Regions from separate parts of the Homo sapiens genome. Here region 2 is linked to region 1. Evidence: chromatin loops called from intact Hi-C (ENCODE). Cell type or tissue: ovary. All regions are shown on one strand. Each heading gives the region's core, and the rest is flanking DNA. Links, peaks and the distances in the headings are about the cores only. Region 1 has its middle 35 kb from the start of LINC02152. Region 2 has its middle 20 kb from the start of LINC02152.

The links. Hi-C counts contacts between places; a loop is a spot of excess contacts. Peaks named below come from ENCODE experiments on the same cell type or tissue, not always from the same donor. Only the 100,000 strongest peaks of a DNase experiment are listed, where the experiment ranks them.
Region 2: a loop joins it to region 1, with 4 times the contacts of the local background. A loop is called at or near these places in 2 of 110 quality-filtered maps.

The regions. Positions count from the first base shown.
Region 1 is chr16:8,256,557-8,265,868 of GRCh38, forward strand. No RefSeq gene overlaps it. Among named protein-coding and RNA genes, the nearest start is that of LINC02152, 35 kb to the right of the region's middle. In ovary, for the core only: no CTCF peak of the experiment used is centred there; a DNase peak (open chromatin) is centred at 3,785.
Region 2 is chr16:8,311,337-8,320,648 of GRCh38, forward strand. No RefSeq gene overlaps it. Among named protein-coding and RNA genes, the nearest start is that of LINC02152, 20 kb to the left of the region's middle. In ovary, for the core only: no CTCF peak of the experiment used is centred there; no DNase peak of the experiment used is centred there.

The DNA.
Region 1 (9,312 bases), core at 706-8,705:
AGGAAAGGAATATATTTGAATGGATTTCCAACATCATAACCTATGATGGTCCGAAGTTCTCTCCCCCGGATTTCTGAGAGTCCCAGAACTCATTTCTTGGTGCTTTTCTCTGTTTCTCTCATGCATGAACTTGAACAACCGCAAACTAATGTACTCTGCACTCATCCTGCACAAAAGTCAGCCTCTCTTGTGGCTAACACAAGAGGCCAATGCACTACCAGCAGCCCATGCTAGTTACTGGTATAAGTTATGGAAGGCTTGGGAGACACACAAGGAAGGTCTGTTAATCACCATTTCTGTTTGTGATAATAAGCAGACCCTCCATTACCTCATTGTGTCCCCCCCACCAACCTACCCTATCCACCCCCCTCTCATCTTGGCATAAACAGAAATTCTTTTCTTATGGGAAGGGCAGTTAATCCAACTCCTAGGTGATTCCTGCCCTCAAACCGGAGTCATCAAGTTTTTTTAAGTAAATATAATACTCATTTTTTTTAAGCCCAAAACTCCTTTCAGAGTTGCTTTGCTCTGGGATTTTTTTTTTCCTCAAGACAGAGTCTTGCTCTCACTCTGTCACCCAGGCTGGGGTGCAGTGGCCCAATCTCAGCTCACTGAAACCTCTGCCACCCAGGTTCAAGTGATTCTCATGCCTCAGCCTCCCAAGTAGCTGGGATTACAGGTGTCTGTCACCACACCCAACTAATTTTTGTCTTTTTTGTAGAGACAGGGTTTCACATGTTGGCCAAGCTGGTCTCAAACTCCTGACCTCAAGTAATTGGCCTGCCTCAGCCTCCTAAAGTGCTAGGATTACAGGCATGAGTCACCATGCTTGGCCTGCTCTGGTTTTAATGGTTTTTCCAAAAAGTGATGGGCAAAGATGTTCCTACTTGTTTGCGAAAGAGACAGTTTTCTCTCCAGAGTGATTGGTAAGAGGTCTGTGGAAGACTCCTGGCCTTCCAAGTGCTACATCAATTTGAAAGTGCCAGAAGCTATCCCCTACCCTACCCAACATTTCAAATCTACATGGGGCAAGTTAACTAACCTCTCTAGGCCTCAGTTTCCTCATTTCTCAAAAGGGGATGATGATGCCAGCCTTATGAGGATTACATTCCATTTCCTTTTCCCAGAGACCTCATTTTATTCTCTACACAAAGACAGATGGTAAGAGTGTGAGGCTGGAAATTGTCCCTGAGTGCTGTGAAAGGCCACGTGCCAAGATTAACCTGAATTTTTCTTTGCAAATGGCTTTGACTCAATGGGACAGGGTGCACCAACTCAGAGCCCAGGAACCTGGGGGGAAGACAGTTGAAAAGACAATGATCTTCATGGTGCTAACCCTTCAAAGAAAAAGAAACCATTGCAGACAGCAAAGTGTCCTGCCCCTCATTTCCCCTGCGGCGTATGATTTGAGCAATGATGCAAGCTGCCATCTTCTCTATCAGAACCCATTCACCCGTTGCTAAGTCTGAAAAAGATGTCTTTAACCTTCAGTTTTAAGAAGCAGCTTGGTGCTCCATCCTCCCACGCGGAATACAAGTTTATTCTGCTTTTGAAAAGAACAGAATGGTGGCCACACTAACTGGGTTTATGGCTCCTCCAGCCCTCCCAGTAAGCCCAGAAACACTGTGAATTTTCTGCCTCCTGCTCCAGCCCCTTCCAAACCACCAGGATTTGAGTACTGCTGCTGTCCCTCAGGAAACAGTCTTTCAGCCTCAAGCATGAATTATTAATTTCACTGCTTTGGCAGGGTCATTTATCAAAATTCCCTCAAAAGTTCAATTAGGAATGGCCTGCCTCCCAAATTGGGGTTGGTGTTCTCATCTCCTGTAGCCAGCTTGTGGTCTGCAGAGTTGCCTTGACCACCCTCAGTTTGGGGAGTACCAGATGAAATCAATCACACCTCCCACTTATCGACTTCACAATTTTCACTGCAAGAAAGCACCACCGAGGAGATGGGGCAGATAAATGTTTTCCCTTTTCCACAGCACACCTGATTTTTGCTCCTACAGAACCAAAGGATGGGACTTCACCCCTACACCCACAGTGCCCCCAACCGCCCTGCATCCCAGATCCAGCTCACCTTGGGAAATCAGGGGCGCGCGGAGACCTTACTCCCGGTTCAAGCCCATATCATGTTTTTTGGTTACTAGTGACTCTGCCTCCCTCCTCCATGCCGCCCCCTCCAAACTCATTTGCATTCAGCAGCCTGAGGAATAGTTTTAAATGCAAATTGGATCTTGCTGCTTTCCTGCCTAAACATCAATGACTCCTTCTTGCCTGAATGAGAAGACCCAAACACCTAAACACCGGGGTCAAGCCTCTTTGGATTCTAAGCTCCACAATATCTCCATTTCTTAGAACAGCACATGGCCCGAAAGAACATCTCCAGACTGAATAAACCTGGTCTCTGTTCTCTCCTCACCTCTCTCTCTTTCTACTTCTCATTTTATTCTCAGCAACACCACCTGCTTACCATTCCTCCCACAAACCATACTGATTCTCACCCACTCCTTCTTTTTCATATTTTTTTCCAAATTTTTATTGTGTTAAAATACACATAATATAAAATGCACCTTCCTAGCCATTTGCAAGGATGCAGTTCAGTGGTATTAAATACATTCACGTTGTTGGGCAACCAATTTCCAGAACTCTGAACTCTTTTCATCTTGTAACACTGAAACTCTATATCTCCTAAGCAGTAACTTCCCTTTCCCCACTCCCTCCAGCTCCTGGCAACCTTCATTCTACTCTCTGCCTCTATGAATGTGACTATTCCAAGTATCCCCGTGTAGGTGGACTCATACAGTGTGTGTCACTTATTTCCCTTAGCATAATGACCTCGAGGTTCAACCATGTTGTAACATGTCAGAATTCCCTTCCTTTTTAAAGCTGAATTTCATTCCATCAATGGGATAAACAATATATTGCTAATCCATTCATCTGTCAGTGGACGCTTATATTGATTCCACATTTTAGCTATCATGAATGATGCTGCTATGACAACCCTCTTTAAAAAAAAAAATCGAAACTTCCTGCTTGAAGTGTCTCCTCTTCAGATAGCACCTGCTTATCATTTCATTCCTGGCCATCACCTCTTTCAGAAGGTTCCTCCTGCAGTCCACCCACCATATTGAACTAGGGACCTCTCATTCCACAACACTCTGAGCACAGCCTGATGATACTGACATGGACAGGACGCAGGGAAATACTAAGTAGAAAAAGATGGTTCCCTGGCAAAAGCCCCACTCTCAAGCCTGGAAACCACAGCCCTAAATAATAACAGTTATACCTGTTTTCCTACCCAAATGTTGCCTTTTATGGCCCACCCCACCCGCCTATCCTGTGTCCATATAAACCCCAGACCTCAGCTAGCAAGTGGCTAAACGTCAAGAGAAGAAGGAGCAACTGAGCGTTGGAGACTACAGATAGATACGGCTTAACTACAGACAGCGTGACTTCAGAGAGGAGAAGGCCAGGCTTCAGGGAAAGATCACCTTCCTCCCACACCATTCCCTTTTCAGCTCCCTTTCTGCTGAGAGCCACTTCCACTGCTTAATAAAATCCTTTGCATTCATCACCTTTCAAACATTTGTGTGACCTGATTCTTCCTGGATGCCAAACAAGAGGAAGGCAAGGTGTAAAAGGCTGTCACCCTGACTTTCCACTGAGCTGGTTAACACTTAGCTGTGCAGGGACAGCAACTGCTAAAACAGCATTAATTGTAACACACCCCTAGATGCTGCCGTGGGGCTGGAGCCCAGAAGCACTCACCCTGGCCCTGGCACCTGCTCAGTTGCATGCCTTCGTTTCTGCAAGAAGTTTGAGCATGGCAGTGGTGGCAGCTGAGTAAGCGAGCCCCATCCCTGTCACAAGTGCCATGAAGGGGACAAGGGAACACTCCTCTCTCAATATCAGGGCCACAGCAGAGAGCAAGGACCACTGTGCCTCATGCAGTTCTGTTTCCCAGCACTTTGTACAGTGCTGATGTGCAGAGTTTCCACCAAAGCCTTCAAGTCCACCCGTGCCTCTGCAGTACTTCTCTCAAGGACTTTGGGACTAATGTTCCTTAGGTGCTACTTCAGTTTTCCACCTTCTTTTCAAATACAAACGACACCATTTTCTTTGTTTCATAGAACTATGTTCTTATGGATGGTGTGCTTTAATTTTCTTCTTTGTAAAATAAGTTGGCATGACAAGGAGCTGTTTGAATTGTAGGGAGGGAGGCAAGATTTCCAAACTCATGGAATGAAATGAGATGGGGGGTCGTGAAAACAGAGTGCACAGGATGGTGAAATGGCTCTATAGAGTGCTCTAGCTGACTGCGTGTTTTTATTTATTTATTTATCTAATTTTAAGTTCAGAGGTGCATGCACAGGTTTGTTATATAGGTAAACTTGTGTCATGGTGGTGTGTTGAACAGATTATTTCATCACCCAGGCACTAAGCCTAATACCCATGAGTTATTTTTTCTGATCCTCTCCTTCTTCCCACCCTCCACCCTCCAATAGGCCCCAGTGTGTGTTGTTCCCCTCAATGTGTGTTCATGTGTTCTCATCATTTAGCTGCCACTTAAAAGTGAGTACGTTATCCTTAGCAAGCTAAAGCAGGAACAATCCTCCACTTTTATAGAGACGGCCAAGGAGAAGAAAGTCTCCTCTCAAATTACTTGTATTTATTTTCTCCTCCAAAAGGCAGCCTGAGTCCTGCTATGTCATAGTTTTCTTTCTCAGAAGAAACACGGACCGTGTTCCCTAGGAAGGAAAAACTCTTAAAAATGCACCCTCAGCCGGACACAGTGGCTTACTCCTGTAATCCCAACACTTTGGGAGGCCAAGGCAGGAGGATCACGAGGTCAAGAGTTTGATACCAGCCTGAACAACATGGTGAAACCCCATATCCTAAAAATACAAAAATTAGCTGGGCATGGTGGCACGCACCTGTAATCCCAGCTACTCAGGAGGCTGAGGCAGAAGAATAGCTTGAACCTGGGAGGCAGAGATTGCATGAGCTGAGATTGTGCCATTTTACTCCAGCCTGGGTGGCAGAGTGAGACTCCATCTCAAAAAAATAAAATAAATAAAATAAATGCACACTCTGCCTCTCCACTGACCACAAATGGTGTCAGACTTCTTCCAATCTTCTTCAACCCCAGCATGAGTGTTCATCCCTTCACTTAACTCTACCCCAGGAGTTTGGGGGCCTTTGGTTCTCTTTCTCAGACTGGTGTTAATTAGCCATTTAGGAAATCTAGATGTTGGCTCCAAAATTTCTGTACCCCTTTCTCCAGGAGGCCCTGTGAGAGTCCTACATAAACAGGGCTCTGAATGACTTGTCCAGATAATCTCACCATGCAGATTAAGCCCCACAGTGATTCTCATAATGATAGTAATACTCCACACTTCCATGTTATTGCACTCTTAGTTCATTCATCCTTTCAACAGCTGTTTATTACTTATGGAGTGCTTACCCCAAGCAAGGCACTGACATTGATGATAGGGAAGCAGCAACTTTACAAAAAGCAAAAGTGTTGATGCATGGACTCCCCTGCTGTTATGAGCTGGTTTAAAGTCCTTGGTCTAGAAGCATCTCTTAACTAGTATCATCTTGACCCTTTGAACTTATTGACCAATTCAGATTCTTTAACCTGACCCTATGTGGGGCTCTGTAGACAAGTTTCCAGTGCTTGAATCCTAGGTCAATCTACTCTGGGGAATTAATTTCCCCACTTCATACAGGCTAGCCTTTGAAATCTGACTTTACCATTGACCTTGATAAACAGTGAGAAGAGACCAAATCTTCAAGAAATCAGTATATGAATTCGCTGTAATTAAATAGCAATTTGTACATGAAATTCTTAAATCCTTGTGTTATCTGCTTGAGGGCAGACACCAGGTCTCTCTTATGCACCGTCATAGCCTAGCACTGCACAAAGTAAGTCTTCAGTAAATATTTACTGAATGACCAAGCAAAGGAATGAATCAGTGTGTTCTGGGGCCCCCGCCATCTTAGCTTGACTCTGATGTATCTCTTCTCCGATAGAGTTTATTCCATTTTGACCCTGACAGCAAAGATCCCCACAAGTTTATTCATTGCAGTTCAAGTCACAGGGCTGGTGCAAGCAGCAATGACCTGTTTGTTGGCAATGCCACTGCACACTGATGGACTTCCATAGTAATTCAACATTATTATGTGTCAAATATGATTTATGGTTTAATACAATGCCAGTTTTATAACTGCATTATTGCTATATATTTACATCTGGAAAAAAAATAAATCACAGTGAAATTTTCCACTTTGAAGGACTTCATCTGAGTCCTAAGTGGTGAGACAACCCAGGTTGTATTTTCTCAAGCTGAAATTCTGGGGCAGCTCCACGCTTGAAAATCGAGCAAAATCAGTTAATTGTTTTCGATTGCATACAGTTTTGCAATCTATTTGTTATCCTTTTATCTTAAATTTCCTCAGTGTGCAATGGGCATTAATCCTCTACCTTGAGGAATTCAGGAGTCCTTGGAAAGCCAGCAGTACTTCAGAGAAAGCCATTGTCTCCTCAGTCATCACCCTTAGTACTAGAAAACATTCAAGAAATGCCGAAAACATTATATAAAGGCCTCATTCATACCACTCAGGCTCTTCTGTTAGCTGGGCTTTGTTGTTGCTGCTGCTGCTGTTGTTATTGTTGTTGATTTGCTTATTTTTCAGCCAAAAATTTACCAGGGATACCTTTTCATCACAATAGAGGTATATTTATTTTAATGTAGGTATTTGATTTATGTGCATTCTGTAATGTATACATATTCCTGTCCCTTATTATGGACACTCTACATTGTTTGTAATTTCTCATTATAAACAACACTGCAAAGAACATCTTTGGACAACTGTTTGCACACTTGTGCATTTTTATTTCATTCAGGAAAACCCCTAAATACATTTCAGAGTCAAGGGGTGAAACTTTTTTTTAAAATAACATTTTTTAAAGGGCATAGTATGCATCAGTATTGATTGACACAAAAACTTCTATTAAATTCTGATGCCCACTTAGATGTCACCTCCTCTACACAGCCCCCCTTGATTTCTCCACTGCTATGCCATTGGCAGAATTAACTACTACTACTATTTAGCTATCTTAATATGTTATAAGTCTTTATGTAGAAGGCTTGTTCTCCAGAATAAATTAGTCACTTGCACATCTATCCACACTATTGGGCTATGAACTCTTACAGGGAAGATGTGTTGCACCTTGTTTATCTATGTAATCCAAATGTCTGATACATAATAGGTGTCATATGCAATCAAAATGCTGTTAGGGAATTATTGGAAGAGCTACCAAATTCTAAGTTTCCAATGCACAGTCTTTTAGGTGATAGAAAAGCTCCCTATGAGAAGCCACTAAAAGGTTTTAAGCAGGTTGTTCTCTGAGATAATTCCTGTGTGTGTGTGTGTGTGTGTGTGTGTGTGTGTGTATGTGTTTCATAATTGATTGAATTATTTCCTCCCTTCCTTTCCTTTCTTTTCTCCCCCTCTGCCTTTAAGAACTAGTTGTCTGACCTCTTGAAATGAGGTAACAATTCTCAAAAGAGGGGAGAACCAGAAGGTAGTTCCCAAGGTAGCCCCATGCTACAGAGGATCCCTCAGCAGGGACTGGATTCCACAGAGTGGCCAGCATAGAGGTGGAAGTGGAGGGGGCTCCTGAGACTCCTCAAATGTCCTGGGTCCCAGCAGTGAAAGCTCACCTTGGCCTCTGGGACGGGTAACAGCCGTTTGACTTTGACACCCTTTCTCTCTCTTACTTCCCTCTTTCCATATCTAATCCATCACCAAGTGCTCCCAATGTAATCTTAAAATGGCTCAAATCCATCCACTTCTCTTCAACTCCACTGCTACTTCCCCCATCCAAGCTGCCATCATCTTTCACCTGAATGTCTTTCATAGGCTCTTAATTGGTCTTCCTGCTTGCCCACTTGCCCCTCCAGTTAGTTCCACATCATGGCATCAGAGTAAATTGACAGAAGAGAAGAAGAAGTGGGAGTGGAGTGGAGGGGAGGGAAGAGCAGAGGAGAGGAGAAGAGGTGAGAAACCCTGGAGTTAGCAAAATAATTTTAAAATGTATCTGCTACCTACTGGGTACAATGTACACTATTCAGATCATGGATACACGAAAAGCCAGACTTCACCACTGTGCAGTATATCCAAGTAACACAACTCAATTTTACCCCTAAATCCATAAAAATAACTTAATTTTTAAAAAATTAAAATAAAATAAAATGTAGCTTCTCACCTGCATTTTTTGTTCCTTCTTCATGAACCCTATTTAACTTAACCCTTAAGTTAACTTAACCCTATTAACCTTTAAGTTAACTTAACCCTATTAAGGGTTAAGTTAAATAGGGTATATGGTTTATTGACTATTAAATAGTTAACCCTATTTAACTCCATGTACCCTATTTAGCCATGTTATCCACAAAGAAACACACCACTACGTTGGGAAGTTCAGTTTCATGCTTACCTTTCAATAAATAACTAGGATAACCTACCATAACAATTTTAAGTATTTTTACTGACTAAAAACATCCAACCGTAGAATTTTTTATCTTGCTTTTCAGAATTGATGTGTTCCCAGAAAATATCTTTGGGTAAATCCATTCTCTCATCAACTTCCACTAAGAAATTGAAGAGGAATTCCCAAATGGAGATGGAGAAACCTTCAAAAGACAAAGTTGAAAACTTTCATAAAGGAGGGGTTTCTAATAATGGGCAACTTTGTGGCACGGAGCTCCTTCCTTTACTCCAGGATGGTTCTGAGCTGGGTATGGGCACTTCTCTTTCCTCTGTGGCCTCGTAGAGGGGAGTCCGGAAACCATGGCTGGCTCAGCAATTCCACTTCCTATGCTACAGATTAAAGACATAAAAAGAACTAGGATTCATAAGTTATGGAAATGTAAGGTCTCAATTCCACAAAGAACAAGTCTAGAGAAGGCAGAAGCTAGAAATAGATGTTGACATTACAGATCAAGTTTTTGGAGAAAATAAAATCATGATGGGATCAAACAGGGTCTGGTTCTCAAATACAACTTGGCTTCGCTTATCAGCCAATTTATTTTTAACTTTTTTACTCTTTTTCAAAAAATATTTTTAGTTTCCATAGCTTTAGGGATACAAGTAGTTTTTGTTTACATAAATGAATTGTACAGTGGTGAAGTCTAAGATTTTAGTGCACCTGTCACCTGAGTCATGTACATCGTACCAAATAGGTAGATTTTGATCCCTCACCCCCTTCCCACCCTTCCCCCTTCTGAGTCTCCAATGTCCATT
Region 2 (9,312 bases), core at 642-8,641, 55 kb after region 1:
TAGTTGAGCAGGAGAATCCTGCCTTGCTGGAATTGTAAAAGGTGAAAGCAGGGCACTGCTTGTGAATTCAGACCTAGTAGGCAGATCATGCATCTCAGCTTCTCCTTTCTATAGGTATGGGTGCAGCAAGCACTCACAGTTGATTACATACAGTGACAATTAAGCTGAATCGATTCTGAGTCTCCATTTCTCTCACCCTCAGCAATCGAATCTCCAAACTCAATTCACTCTGCCCCCATATTCTCTCTAAAACCCACATTTGTTTCATCCTCCCCACTGCCATTGCCTCAAGAAGTTCCATTGTCACCTCTCATCCCAAGAACTGGAATTCTTGCCCACTGTCTCCTTGCATCTGTCCTCCCCCACAACACAATTCAAGGCCATTTCTCCAGAGCTGCTGCAACAGAATCTTGTCTTCCTCAAATATTTATTGAGCATCTACTATATGTCAGGCCCTGTGCTTGGCATTGGAAGAAGAAATGGAAATAAAAGACAGACACTATCCATTGTGGCTGCATTATGCCCCTCCCAACACAACAAATTCGTATGTTGAGGGCCAAACCCCCAGTGCCTCAGAATATAATCATGTTTAGAGAAAGGGTCTTTAGGTAATTACAGAAAAATGAGGTCACAGGAATGAGCCCTATGGAAGGTGATGTGAAGATGCAGGAGGGGACGGTTATCAACAAATCAAGGAGAGAGGCCTCAGAAGAAACCAACCCTTGATCTCGGACCTCCAGCCTCTAGAACTGCTAGAAAACAGAATTCTGTTGTTTAAGCTGACAAGTCCATGGTACTTTGTTGTGGCAGCCATAGTAAACTAGTACACGGTCTCAGAGAGCTTAAGGTTTAGTGTGGGAGATAGGAATTAGTCAAATTTACTATAAACCTAAATTCAAGGCTGGGCACAGTGGCTCATGCTTGTAGTTCCAGCACTTTGAGAAGCCAACGCAGGTGCATCACTTGAACCTAGAGTTTGAGACCAATCTAGGCAACATGGTGAAACTCTATCTCTACAATAAAAATACAGAAATTAGCCAAGTGTGGTGGCATACACCCATAGCTCCAGCTACGTGGGAGGTTGAGGTAGGTGGATCGTTTGAGCCCAGGAGTTGGAGGTTGCAGTGAGCCGAGATAGCACCACTGCACTCCAGCCTGGGTGACAGAGAAAGACCTTGTCTCAAAAATAAATAAATAAATAAAATCTAAGTGTAAAAGTAAATACAACGGTGCTGAGTGCTATGGAAGACTGTAAATGGTGAGCTATAGACATAGATATGGATACAGATATAGTGACATTGATTAGAAATTTGCATACAGGTTGAGATATGCATATAGATATGGATACAGATATAGACAGTGATATCAATATAAAAATATGGATATAGGCCCGGCGCAGTGGCTCACACCTGCAATCCCAGCACTTTGGGAGGCCGCGGCAGGTGAATTGTGAGGTCAGGAAATCGAGACCATTCTGGCTAACATGGTGAAACCCCATCTGTAGTAAAAATACAAAAAATTAGCCAGACATGGTGGCACGCACCTGTAGTCCCAGCTACTTAGGAGGCTGAGGCAGGAAAATCGCTTGAACCCGGAAGGCAGAGGTTGCAGTGAGCTGAGATTGCGCCACTGCACTCCAGCCTGGGGGACAGAGTGAGACTGTCTCTCTCTCTCTCTCTCTCTCTCCATATATATATATATACACATATATACATACACATACATATATACATATATATATGATATGATATATATATGTGTATATATATACATATATACATATATGTATATATATATGATATAGATATGGACAAAAATTAAGATAGGGATATAGATAGGTATATGAGGAAGACCAGCTCTAGTCTAGAGATGAAGTCACAAATGGCTTCCCTGAAAAAACCACAATAGAGGCAAAATAAAGGAAAATGTAGGTCACCTAAAAATATATATGGGGCAGAGATTTCAAATAGAGAAAAGCACATGAAAAGTACCCAGGATTGGAAGGAGCAAGGTCTTTCGCAAAAGCCCACCTGAGAACTCTCGAGTGGAATGAGTAAGGAGACAGGATAGGGGGTGGCACAAGGGGTTGTGAAGGTGAATGCAGAGGCCAAATTCCCTGGTGGCCCCACACTTCCTCTAGAATTTTGTTATAAGTCTTTGACATAGCTTAGAAGGTCTTTTAGGACCTGGCTTCAGTCCATTACCCTTTCATCTCATCCTACTGGTATCCCATAGAGCCAAACCAAGTTATATAAAGGTCCTCAAATGTTTCATGTTCTCTTTTGTATTTCAGCCTTTGAAAACGATGTTCCTTGGGGGTAGGAGCATGCTCTCACCCTTGTCTTCTATCTCTCTCATCCTTTAAGACTCAGTTCAGAACTTGACTCTTCAGGCGGAGGCTTCTCTGAGTCCTGAAGGTAAAGTTCCTTCTTTGTTTATTCAACAAGTTTGTAGCACTCCTGTCATGGAGAGAAGCCTGTGCTGTCTTGGAGCAAGGGCTACAATGATGGTTTTTTAAAAAAGTGAGTGCAATCTCTTTCCTTGAAAACTCCCACTCTCAGGCTTCTCTTCTTTCTCCCCATCATGGTATTCTGCATCTGTGTTGATACTGCATTGCCACATTACGGTAGACTTGTTTACGTGATGGTCTCCCCTACTGGACCACCACGTTTGTTTTGCCGTCTCCTTCAAGAGTTCTTGAAATTTTAGTAGGCACCCAATAGATATTTGATGAATTGGTGAGTGAAAGTGCATTGAACTCCATTTTTTAAATGGGAGGTACAATTATCTCTCATTCTTTACAGCAGGGGTTGGCAAACTTTTTACAAAGGGTCAGATAGTAAACAATGTAAACTTTGTGGAGCAAAAAGCAAAATAAATACTATTAAATACAACCAATTAAAAATATAAAAACCATTCTTCGTCCATAGGCCACAGTTTTATAAAACCCCAGCTTTAGAGTCCTACATCCAGTAGTCAATCAATCAATCACGATGTATGCATGATATAATCAGATGCCAGAGAGGGTAAGGGACCTGGATAAAGTGTCACCTCATGTTTGCACCTTTAGTTTCCCTGCCTCCTAATAATCCTATTATCTCTGTGACTCAGCCTGCCTGGTTTCAATCACCAGTTTTACTGCTTTTCAGATGTGTGACTGTGAAAATTACATAACCTCTCTTTGCCTTAATCTGTCCACCAGTAAAATTGGGATGATGATAATTGTATTCATTTCCAAGGACTGCCCTAACAAATTATCACAAACTGGGTGGCTTAAAACAACAGAAACTAATTCTTTTACAGTTCTGGAGGCCAGAAATCTGAAACCATGATTTTGGCAGGGTGGTACTCCCTTCAAAAGCTCTTGGAGAGAATCCTTCCTTGCCTCTTCCAGCTTCTGGTGGCTCAAGGCATTCCTTGGCTCTAGGGGCTTCATGGTGGCACTCTCTGCCTCCATCTTCACTCCATCTGGCCTGTTCTGTGTGTCTTTTCCATCTATGTCCTCACCTCTTCTGTAAGGACACCTGTCATTGGATTTAGGGCCCAGCCAGAGAATCCAGGATGACCTCATTTTTTTTTTTTTTTTTTTGAGACAGAGTCTTGCTCTGTTGCCCAGCCTGGAGTACAATGGCACCATCTCAGCTCACTGCAACCTCCACCTCGTGGGTTCTAGTGACTCTCCTGCCTCAGCCTCCCTAGTAACTGGGATTACAGGTGCCTGCTCCATGCCTGGCTAATTTTTGTATTTTTATTAGAAGCAGGGGTTCACCATGTTGGCCAGGCTGGTCTCAAACTCCTGACCTCAAGGGATCCACCCACCTTGGCCTCCCAAAGTGCTGGGATTACAGGCATGAGACAACATGCCTGGCCTGCAGATCTTTAGCTTACTTACATCTGCAAAGACCCTTTTTTTCAAATAAAGTCACATTCCCCGGTACTGGGTGGTTTTATCTTCGGGGCCACCACTCAATGCACTGCAATAATTATATACACCTTAGAGGGCTGATGCAAGGATTCTATTAGTTCATTTGGATCAGCACAGTGTCTTGCATATTTGAAGCAATCAATAACACTAAGTATCATAAATAAAAGCATTTACTGAGCATTTACTATGTACCAGCCCAGCACTGGTCATTTTGCATGCCTTCTTTCATGAATGTTCACAATAACCTCATGGAATGGTGTGCCATAGCTCCATCTTATAGAAAGAGCACCTCTCGGCCGGGAGCGGTGGCTCACGCCTGTAATCCCAGCACTTTGGGAGGCTAAGATGGGCAGAACACGGGGTTAGGAGATCGAGACCATCCTGGCTAATACAGTGAAACCCCGTCTCTACTAAAAATACAAAAATTAGCTGGGCGTGGTAATGGGTGCCTGTAATCCCAGCTACTCGGGAGGCTGAGGCAGGAGAATCAGTTGAACGTGGGAGGCAGAGGTTGCAGTGAGCCGAGATCACGCCACTGCACTACAGCCTGGCAACAGAGTGAGACTCTGTCAAAAAAAAAAAAAAAAGAAAGAAAAAGAAAGAGCACCTCTCAGAGCAGTTCTGCTGCACCATGCTTTCTCCTGTTGTCTTTGATCATCTGTCTGTCACTCAGGCATTGCCCTTCCTTGAATACAGTCACCAGGCTTCTCAGGCACAGCTTTTGGGAGGGGTGCACTTAATGTCATCTCCAGGAGGCTTTGGCAGCCAGGTAGGGGTGAGTTAAAACTCTGCTTATCTCATTTTATTTATTTGTATTTTGGGGAGTCTTGCGCTGTCACCCAGACCAGAGTGCAGTGCCGTAATCTCAGCTAACTGCAACCTCTGCCTCCCAGGTTCAAGTGATTCTCCTGCCTTAGCCTCCCGAGTAGCTGGGATTACAGGTGCCCACCACCACACCCAGCTAATGCTTGTATTTTTTTTTTTTTTTATTTTGAGATGGAGTCTTGCTCTGTTCCCCAGGCTGGAGTGCAGTGGCGCAATCTCGGCTCATTGCAAGCTCCTCCTCTCAGGTTCACGCCATTCTCCTGCCTCTGCCTCCCAAGGAGCCGGGACTACAGGCACCCACCAGCACGCCTGGCTAATTTTTTTGTATTTTTAGTAGAGAGGGGGTTTCACTATGTTAGCCAGGATGGTCTCGATCTCCTGACCTCGTGATCCACCCACCTCTGCCTCCCAAAGTGCTGGGATTACAAGCGTGAGCCACCACGCCTGGCCCAATGCTTGTATTTTTAGTAGAGAGGGGATTTCACCAAGTTGGCCATGCTGGTCTCAAACTCCTGACCTTGGCCTCCCAAAGTGTTGGGATTACAGGCGTGAGCCACCGAGCCCGGCCTCCATCTCACTTTAAAACTCTCCTCATTTGCCATTGTTTTTTGTAAGAAGCTATGGAGGGAAAAGAAAAAAAAATAGACTTTTGAAAGTTTTAATTGCTCAAAGATGCCATTGCTGCAAGCACTCACATGTATTTTTCCACACAGGCTCAGGAAAGAAAGTGGTGAAAGTCCATGAACCTCACAAAGCCCTGCTCCCGGTAGCCCATCACACAAGAATATTAATTTAACTAAGCTCATAATGACAGATTTTGCCAGAGAGCTCTGAGAGAACTTGAGGTGCTTCCTCTGAATTTTAGCACCCATCCCGGAAAAACTAAAAAGATATTGCCTCCACCAACCGCCATATCTAGGTGGGTTATTAGAGATTCAGGCTTGAGAGATAGAGACCTCATTGATGAAAGTGGATCTTTATTCTAAAGCCCTAAATGTAGATAAAAAGGCATAGAAGACCAGGATCCAAGTCCTAGGGATGCTTCTTGCTAGCTACATGTTATTAGCCAGTTGCTCTGAGCCTCAGTTATTGCATCTGTGAAATGGGAATAACAACAACAGCCTCACTGACACGCACTTAGGATTAAATGGTACAATGTATAAGAAAATTACCTGTAACGTAAATATTTAATAATTTTAATATGTTTCTCAAATGTTTAATTTCCCTTGATCTTTCATGTTTTCTTTTTCTTTTTTTTTTTTTTTTTTTTTTTTTTTTTTTTTTTTTTTTTTTGAGACAGACGCTCACTCTGTCACCCTGTCTATTCTCCTGCCTCAGCCTCCTGAGTAGCTGGGACTACGGGCACCCGCCACCACGGCCGGCTAATTTTTTGTATTTTTAGTAGAGACGGGGTTTCACTGTGTTAGCCAGGATGGTCTCGATCTCCTGACCTCATGATCTGCCTGCCTCGACCTCCCAAAGTGCTGGGATTACAGGCGTGAGCCACCGCGCCTGGCCATGTTTTCTTTTTTTTTTTTGAGATGGAGTTTCACTCTTGTTGCCCAGGCTGGAGTGCAATGGCACAATCTCGGCTCACCGCAACCTCTGCCTCCCGGGTTCAAGCGATTCTCCTGCCTCAGCCTCCCAAGTAGCTGAGATTACAGGCGTGTGCCACCATGCCTGGCTAATTTTTTTGTATTTTTAGTAGAGACAGGGTTTCACCGTGTTAGCCAGGATGGTCTTGATCTCCTGACCTCGTGATCCACCCGCCTTGGCCTCCCAAAGTTCTGGGATTACAGGCGTGAGCCACTGTGCCCGGCCCATATTTTCTTATATAAAAATTGAAGGAGTTGGAGTTTGTGCTACCTCTGGGTAGCATTCCAGATTTTACCGGTCTGAAAGACAGAAGGACATCATTAGGTCTTAACTCATTCTTTGCCCAGAAATAAAAGCCCCAAAGCATGAATGTGGAAAACCCACCCTGGCCGTCGTCCCCTCCTTCTTTGTCTTCTAGAGTCTCTGTGGCCATTTGTTTCTTATTTGCCAGCCACATTGAACAAACAGATTTCTCTCAGTTAAGTAGACATTTCTGAGCACCTCCTTCATGCCCACCCCAATATAAAGGAGAGGAAGATAAAACCATCTCAGATCATCCCATGTGAAGGAATTAGACAGAAAACCGATGCAAGTTCCCAGTCATTGTTAATTTTTTTTATGAAACAGAGTTTCACTCTTGTTGCCTAGACTAGAGTGCAGTGGCACGACGTCGGCTCACTGCAACCTCTGCCTCCTGAGTTTGGGCGATTCTCCTGCCTCAGCCTCCCAAGTAGCTACAGGCAACCACCACCAGGCCTGGCTAATTTTTTTGTATTTTCAGTACAGACAGAGTTTCACTATGCTGGCCAGGCTGGTCTTGAACTCCCGACCTCAGGCGATCTGCCCATGTTGGCCTTCCAAAGTGCTGGGATTACAGGTGTGAGCCACCGTGCCTGGCCTCGTTGTTAGTTTTTTTAAAAAAACTTTTATTTTAGGTTAAGGGGTACATGAGAAGGTTTGCTACGTAGGTGAACTTGTGGCACAGGGATGTGTTGTCCAGATTATTTCATCATTCAAGTATTAAGTCCGGTACCCCATAGTTATTTTTTTCTTCCCCTCTCCCTCCTCCCACCCTCTATTCTGAAGTACACCCCAGTGTCTTTTGTTCCCTTCTTTGTGTCTAGTGTTCTCATCATTTAGTTCCCACTTATAAGTGAGAACAATCGGTGTTTGGTTTTCTGTTCCTGTGTTAGTTTGCTGAGGATAATGGCCTCTGGCTCCATCCATGCTCCCAAAAAAGACATGAACCCATTCTTTTTTACGGCTGCATAGTATTCCATGGTGTATATGTACCACGTTTTCTTTATCCAATCTGTCAAGGTTGATTCCTAATGTCTTCGCTATTGTGAATAGTGTTGCAATGAACATTCATGTTCATGTGTTTTTATGGTAGAATGATTTATATTATTCTGGTTATATATGAAGTAATGGGATTGCTGGGTTGAACGGTGGTTCTTCTTTTAGCTTTTTGAGGAATCAAGATACTACTTTCCACAATGGTTGAACTAATTTACATTCCCACCAATCATGGAGTAGGTAAAATTAACATGTACAAGGACAACACTGGAATTCTTCCTAGAGGAAGAAAAATCTGGGATTTTATGGTAAGGGTAACTAACTAATTCAGTAGTCATCTGCTGGTTACCTACTGTGTACTAGGAACTATTCTATACTTGAGTGGTACACAGCAACAAAAAAAGTCAGAGCTCCTGATATCATGGACCTTACATTCCAGTACAGGAAAGAGGAAAGGATGTACACATAGTTTACACAATACTATGTGTACAAGTACACAATAGTGTAATTGGCTAATCTCACGTAGTGATAAGAAAGTAAAATAGGACCGTGCTTTTATGAGAGTAAAAAATAGGATCCTCTCAGAACACATGAATAGCTTCCCTGGGCTTATAAATATGGGAGAATGATACAGTCACTTCCTTCTGGTTCTGGAATGAGAGACAGAGGGCGTGATGCATGCTCTCTGTAACCTGGGGCCCCTGAGAAGGTAGGCTGCTCACAAGCAGCCCCTGCCCCTCCACATTCCCTCTGCTGAAGTAAAAACAGAAAACAAAAACAGAGTCTTCTCTTCCTGTCAGCCTCAGCCAGAAACATCACACCAAAAAAAAAAAAAAAATGAAAAAACAAAAACAAAAAAACACAAAAAACAGTTCAAACTCGTCAAAGGGAAAGACAAAAGACAAGCTGCCTCCAGCACCTCTGTTGGTTAGTTTGCTGTAAAGTGAAACAGCTGCTAAGAAATGACAGAGCTTATTGAAATAAATTCCAACATTTATAATCAATTACCTGGCCCTGTCTGGAAACCGCTGTTTGATTTAAGAACAATTTCAACAGAAGCTGAAGAGGCAGGTGTTCACCTCTCTTTAATTCCTCCCTACCAGAACTTTCTCACCTCTTTCTTTTCTTTCTTTGTCTCTCGGTAAAAAAAAAAAAAAAAAAAAAAAAAAAAAATTATCTCTCATAAAGGGTATATGTTCTTTTTCCTCTTTTTTTAAATGTTGTTCCAAATCCAGCAGATCATGTCACTGCTGTTTGACCTTCAGGAATGCAGGCGAGTGGTTGAATCTCCTCCAAAGGCCTTTCCTGACAGAAGGTCTTAAAATAAAGCCCTTAGGTTTTTCTCTGCACAAACTTCTGTCATCTCTGCCCAGAGGCTTAGTGGGCGGTTTGAGGACACTCATCTGAAGGAGGAACAGCCCATAGCCTAACTGTGCCTCTCCCCTTCCTTTCCCTCCACTGCGCATTTGAAATGCCCATTCCCCGCCTTTTTTTCAGTTTTAGTTTATTGTGATCAGAACACTTAACGTGAGATCTACCCTCTTAACAAATGTTTAAGTGCACAATACAACGTCGCTGACTATAGGTACAACATGGTACAGCAGATTTCTAGAACTTAATTATCCTGCTTCACTGAAACTTTACGCCCATGGATGAGCAAGTCTCCATTT